Regions from separate parts of the Homo sapiens genome. Here region 2 is linked to region 1. Evidence: chromatin contacts called from ENCODE Hi-C or POLR2A ChIA-PET data. All regions are on one chromosome and are shown on one strand. The core of a region is the stretch at or near the end of the contact, and the rest is flanking DNA. Distances in the headings are between cores, read along the strand shown.

What was found. Hi-C counts contacts between places; a loop is a spot of excess contacts on that map. ChIA-PET counts read pairs that join two places held with the same protein, here RNA polymerase II (POLR2A). Pooled maps may share reads with other maps.
Region 2: a map of gastrocnemius medialis shows a loop between it and region 1 (2.3-fold over the local background). The contact joins two enhancer-like sites. A Hi-C loop is called at or near these places in 2 of 168 maps with a recorded cell type or tissue (ascending aorta and gastrocnemius medialis) and 4 of 50 pooled maps. POLR2A ChIA-PET finds 5 or more read pairs at or near these places in 2 of 52 experiments (Panc1 and naive thymus-derived CD4-positive, alpha-beta T cell).

What each region holds. Positions count from the first base shown.
Region 1 is chr2:12,454,676-12,457,747 of GRCh38, forward strand. All of the region lies in intron 4 of MIR3681HG (MIR3681 host gene), which reads left to right. The region is part of intron 1 of LOC105373431 (a long non-coding RNA gene); the gene reads right to left. Among named protein-coding and RNA genes, the nearest start is that of MIR3681, 260 kb to the left of the region's middle. Within about 2 kb of position 1,761, at least 27 of the 41 ENCODE cell types and tissues checked have a DNase peak (open chromatin) inside an H3K27ac peak, as active enhancers do; they include gastrocnemius medialis, where a contact is called at or near this core.
Region 2 is chr2:12,818,029-12,821,044 of GRCh38, forward strand. No RefSeq gene overlaps it. Among named protein-coding and RNA genes, the nearest start is that of MIR3125, 82 kb to the left of the region's middle. Within about 2 kb of position 1,288, at least 20 of the 41 ENCODE cell types and tissues checked have a DNase peak (open chromatin) inside an H3K27ac peak, as active enhancers do; they include gastrocnemius medialis, where a contact is called at or near this core.

The DNA.
Region 1 (3,072 bases), core at 511-3,010:
TTTTTTTTTTTTGTATTTTTAGTAGAGACGGGGTTTCACTGGGTTAGCCAGGATGGTCTCGATCTCCTGACCTCGTGATGCGCCTGCCTCGGCCTCCCAAAGTGCTGGGATTACAGGTGTGAGCCACCACTTGAGTGTCCTCTCTTGCCTTGACACATCCCACGTTTCATCCCAATCATCACAGCCGCTGCTGATAACTTTGTAGCATGTGGCTGAGAGTCTTCTTTGGAAATGCAGCAGATCCATTGTAAATAGGAATCCAACTAATGAGAAAGCAAGACCATGGAAAGCCAGAGCCATGAAGGCGTGGAAAACCAATTCACTCAGTCCTGCTACTCCTGTTTCTTGCTCTGAAGAGAGGCCTAGGAGTGGCTACTTTAAGCCGGAAGTGCACAGGCTTTGCAGTCGGGCAAAGGAGGATGCGCAGTGGCATTTAAGGACCGATAACTAGGAGTTGGAAGGGTATCAGGCCATCCCAGGGGATGTTACAATGGAGAGAGGTAAACATAAAAGCCACATGCGTGGCTTTTTACCCAAGCATGGCACTAATTAAGAACATGGAACACAAAAACAATCTCTGGAATTTTACAGGTTTCAGGAGTGTAAGTCCCCAATTGATGAGATTAAGTTTCTACCATGTAGCAAAACAGAGGTTTGAAATGAATATTGCCCATGTACAGAAAATACAATTACATTCTTGCAAAATTGATTTTTTGCAGGCTGAGATTAATATCTGCTCCAAAACTTAATATTGTAGAGTAAATGGTGACACATCATTAGTACTTAGATTACATATATTAACATATTAATATAGATGAGTATCATAAAATAACATACTTATATATAATGGTAAATAAGAAAAATATAAAGCTGAGTGACGATGTAGAATAAACCACTGGTTCTGTGGGCAAACAAAACTGTATTTGAATCCCAGATTCATGACTTGACCCGGGAACTTCAGGCAGGTACTAATATTTTCTTAGGTAGTGGTTGCATTTTAATCTGTAAAATGGAGACAATCTTTTGACCTTGGAGGAATTTTGTCAGAAATAAATTTGATTAAAAATCTAAATCATTGAGTCCAGTTTCTGACCAAATAGTGCTCAGCAGATGGTGTTTCCTGGATTCTGTCCCAGTGTGTAAAATATGTATGAATGAGGAGGACGCCTGGAAGGAAATAAATAAAACCGAAAACACATTTGTTGGGGTGATGAAATGATGCATGATTAATTTTTCACTTTTCAAAAATTTCTGCAATGTTGCATCATTCTTTTAACAATAATATATATACTATATATATACATACATATATATATACTATATATACACATACATATATACTATATATATACATATATACTATATATACACATACATATATGTACGTGTGTGTGTATATATATATTATATAATATATAATATATATAATATATTATATAATATATAATATATTATATATTATATAATATATATAATATAATATATATATATTATATATATAATATATAATATATATAATATATATAATATATATAATATATATATAATATATATATAATATATAATATATATAATATATATTATATATAATATATATATCTGAGAAAGCTTTTCACCAAGCTCTACAGTCCACAAAGTAAACAGAGGAATGTGTCAGATAAATTTGGCTTCTCTCTCTGACCCTGCTGCCTTACACAGAGAGGGGCGGAGCAACGGGGGAGCCCAAGCACTTCCTTTTTGGTTAATCAGCCTGACCCACTGATTGCGACACTCCAGAGCCTCATGCTTTTCTCAGCCTTTAAGTATCTTTCTGAATTGCTGTCCAAGGGCAAATTTTTCCTGTCAAACAGACCTGCAAGGTTGCTAGGCACATACAAGGAAAAAGAGATTCTGGTTACTCAATACTTGTTTTGCAAAGTCTGTTTAAAAAAAATTGCATCATATCTCATTTGATGATTGTGCAATGCAGGGTGGATACCTAAACTGAAAGTTAAGTAAGACTGAGCTGTCGGCACCTTTGCAATTGAGACATCCATTTATACGCCAGTGGAAAATATTCAGTTGTTATTAGTTTTAAGTAAAAAAAAGGGGGATAAAGCCAATGAAAATAGACCCCAATGCTCCCTGCACAGATAAAATACACACAGAAAATTTCCTATCCTGTTTCTTCTCAGGTATTTGGTACATTATGCTCCTGTGATGAATATAAATAGGATTAGTCTTTGGATCCTGCCAATTCACCTGGGGTTGTCTTTTAGTACAAAGAGTACCGATTAGGGAATTGCCCAATCTGGATGCAAATCCTGATGACTGGCAAATGACTTAATCTCGCTGAGTGGGATTTTCTTCCTCTTTATGATGAGGATGGTAATAGGAAGTCAGAAATTAGTGGAGAATAACTGTAAAGGACTGAGGCTATAGCCTGGCATGCATAGGGGATCAATACATATTAGTTCCCTTCCAACTCTTAATTTTCCTCATCTTAAACTGCTCGCCGTAATGGGTCCTGTTTCATGCTCACTTATCAAACATCATTCCGCCCCAGGACCTACATTAATACTTGGGGTGGGGTCAACAGATACAGGGAAGAGTCAGCCATGGGCACTGCCCTTCACATGCTCACAGTTTATTGGTAGAAGAGGCACATCTGTGAGTGGATTCTGGAAATAGCAGATGGCAGGGCATCATAAGGGAGAAGTTTATGGAGCCTGGGGAGGCAGGTATGGAGGGAGATTGAAGAAGGAGAAATACTTCTACACTCAGAGGTGCCAGAAATCACTGTGCAAGAGCTGGGCTTCCATCTAATGGTGTACTATAAGCAAAGCACAGTCCTAGGGAATTTGAGCTGTGTCCCTAAAAACAAAACCATCAGCTCATAGTCTGTTTACACAGTTGCTTCTCTAGTTGGTGTTTCTCTAACTTTGGGGCATCATTCACCCTCTGCAAATGTCCGTTTCCTCAACCTCCAAACATGGTCAACATTCCATGCTTCTTGAGTATGTGTTCTGAGGGAAGAGTTGGCAGTGCAAGAGAATGGGACAGGATGGGGAAAGGGAATTAGTGTTCAGTGAT
Region 2 (3,016 bases), core at 38-2,537, 360 kb after region 1:
GGCCATGAAATAGACTAAAAAGTGGAATCATTGAAATTAGTCATTGTGTGGCCTAGAGTAGTCAAGAGGGGCTCCCCCAAAGAAGCCACAGTGCCAACTATTGTAAGATGAGGAACTTTGGAAGAGCTAGTGATGAGGATGGAGAATATCCCAGGCATGGGGGCCACATGAATAAAAGCATGGTGACAGAAATAGAATGGCAGATGCTGTTCAGTGAGGAAGCTCAGCTGGTTAGAGTAGTGTGGTCTATAGAGAGTAGGGGAGAATCAAGTGTTGAAGGTTAATCCATTTACTCTAACCCTAGTTTGGCTGACTGCTTAATCATGGGTTTTCCTTCCTTCCTTCCCTTCTCCCTCCGTCCTCCCTCCCTCCTTCCCTCCCAGCCTCCGTCCCTCCCTCCCTCTCTCCTTCCCTTTCTTCCTTCCTTCCTTTCTCCTTGTTTAATTCGCCCTCTCTTCTTTTTTCTTTTTCTTCGATATTCAATGCAAATGCCTGATTGCCTGATTTTCATACCCTCTGGTAGGCTCCGGATGAAGGCACGCACTGCTACTATGTTAGAAGAGCGTGCATACACAGTTACAGCACACTACGCTAAACGCTATCACAGAACACAGGACTGGAAACACAAACATTGAGGCAATGCTTGACAAATATCCAGCACACATCAATAGCATTTATTGATGGGAAAATATGGTCCAAGGGTCACATCATCTCATTTGATCATTTCAATAACCCGATGAAGTATCTATTATTGTGTCTAACTTAAGGATGAAGAGACTGAGGCTTAGAAAAGTGAAGAAACATCTCGAATCACACAGCAAGTGGGTGGCTGACACAGGGCTCAAGCCTCATTTTTCTAAACTTTCACTTGTGTTCTTTGTACTACATGATGTCAGTTGTGTATTCTTAAGCTGGAATGACGAATTGGTCACCCAGATTTTTCTTACTGCCTTCAGTTGCTTCTTGACCATGGAGTTTCACCATACCACACTTTTTGGTAATAGGGGCTTGGGATAAAGCCTGTCCTCTCTAAAGATCTGTCTTTCCTTCTTTCCATAGGAAGAACTTGCTGCTCTGGGTATGGACAAATTGGATAGGGTAGAGCAAAACAGGAGAGCCTTGGCTGACAAAAGGAGACACATCAGCTAAGGGTGATGTCGGCTAGCTGAAAATACACACTAATCTAATCTGGCTGTTCTAGATGAATCTCAGGAATGTGGGAGGCTAGCATGTCAGATAGGCAATTATTGGCCGGACACAGGATTGCATAATGCAATGATGACTGGGGCTTCCTGCTTCAGCTTGAATGTGGCGAGCTTGCCAGAGAGGATTTATCTTCCCAAGAGAAACATGCCAACTTTGAGAGGATATGAAGTAACTGTTATTATGGGAAAAAAGACAGGCTTAATTTGAAAATAGTCAAGGTCTCTTTCAGTTGTACTCTGGATCTGCCTTCCTTTGGTTTTGTTTGTTTGTTTGTTTGTTTGTTTTTCCTTTTCTGCTCTTCTGTCTCTGTCACTAGGTCTTTCTCTCTGAATTTGTGTCCTCGTTACCTTTCTTTCATTTTGCTTTTATTTTTACTTAAATCCTTGCTTTTTGTTCAAATCTTTATATCAGTTTAATGTTAGAGAAAAGTGCCTTGATTGTTTTCCTATCAAAGAAGAAAATGCTGATTAGAACCAGTGTCTGTGGTGGTTTTGTATGGGAGGGGTCTTTTAGACTGAAGATTAAGTAGACGAGACTCCTCTATTTAATATGCAACAACCTGGAACATTTTGTTTTTGATAACCAAACAAGCAAATTGCCCACATACTTCCTCTTTCTACACAAAAACCCACATCACATTCTTGCAACTGGCTTTGCCTTAATTGCTTCACAAGAAAAACCCTGGCTATCATTTGGCCTCCTTTGAGACACTGGCTCTGAATTCCTCAGGGTGGCCAGTAAAATGCTTCAGAGAGAAAAATGACGTACATAAACAAAACAGAATATAGGAACAACAGAAAGGTCTTTTCTAGATATTTCTGTGTACTTTCTTTTTTTCTTTCTAGATGAGAATATGACATACGGAATGCATGGCATTGGAAGCCAATGCTTGCAACTCTCAGTCTAGTTTTTCACTAATACACTGTGTTTCCTCTCTTCTTACTCAGTAAAGTATTCGTGTATGAATATAAAAATGTAATGTTGGAGCTAAAATGTCATAAAGTCACAAAACATAAGTGTCCAAAACCCTGAGATTATTTATATTTATAGTGAACTCCTCCATAAATATTTATTATTTTGCAAGATGACCCTGCACCATAAAGAAAATGTGGTGTTGTTTAAGAAGACAGAAAATTATGTAACAACACTTAGACACTGTTTGATATTGAATTAAAATTCTCATGGAAACTCTTCTTGGAACTTAAAGGGATTAATCCGCATTAATTTTCTAGAAAATACACCTGGTTCACTTAAACAAATTCATATTGAATAATGAACCACTTATTGAATATTGTTTGCCAGACTCAATGGTAGGCATTGGAAGCAAAATGATTCATATCTTACACATTCTCAGGATGTTTTATTGTCTTATTTTACATATATGAAAATCAAGTTCAGAGAGGTCAAGCAACTGGCCCCAAGCCACACAGTCAGTAAGTTGGTAGGTCAGCATGAAGCTGGGATGGAAACAGGTCTGTCTGACCTCCAAGTCTGTTCTCTTTGTACTGTATTCTCTCTTTGTTATGTGCCAGGAGCTCTTCCAGGTGCAGATGAATACAAAAGCTAATTTCATTTTGGTAAAATCACCCTTTCCTCCTATGCCCTCTATGGAACTTTGACAATATGAAAGAAATGCAGGGTAAATTTTACATGACCACAGCATAATTAACAAAGACAACAGGTTTATTATTAAACAATCATAACTACTAAGTTAAAAGTCCTGATTTTCCTTACAAATAACATCTACTCCTCTACTACTTCCTGTGACAACTGTCAAATAAAGGCTTGAAATGTAGAAACAATATTTTAA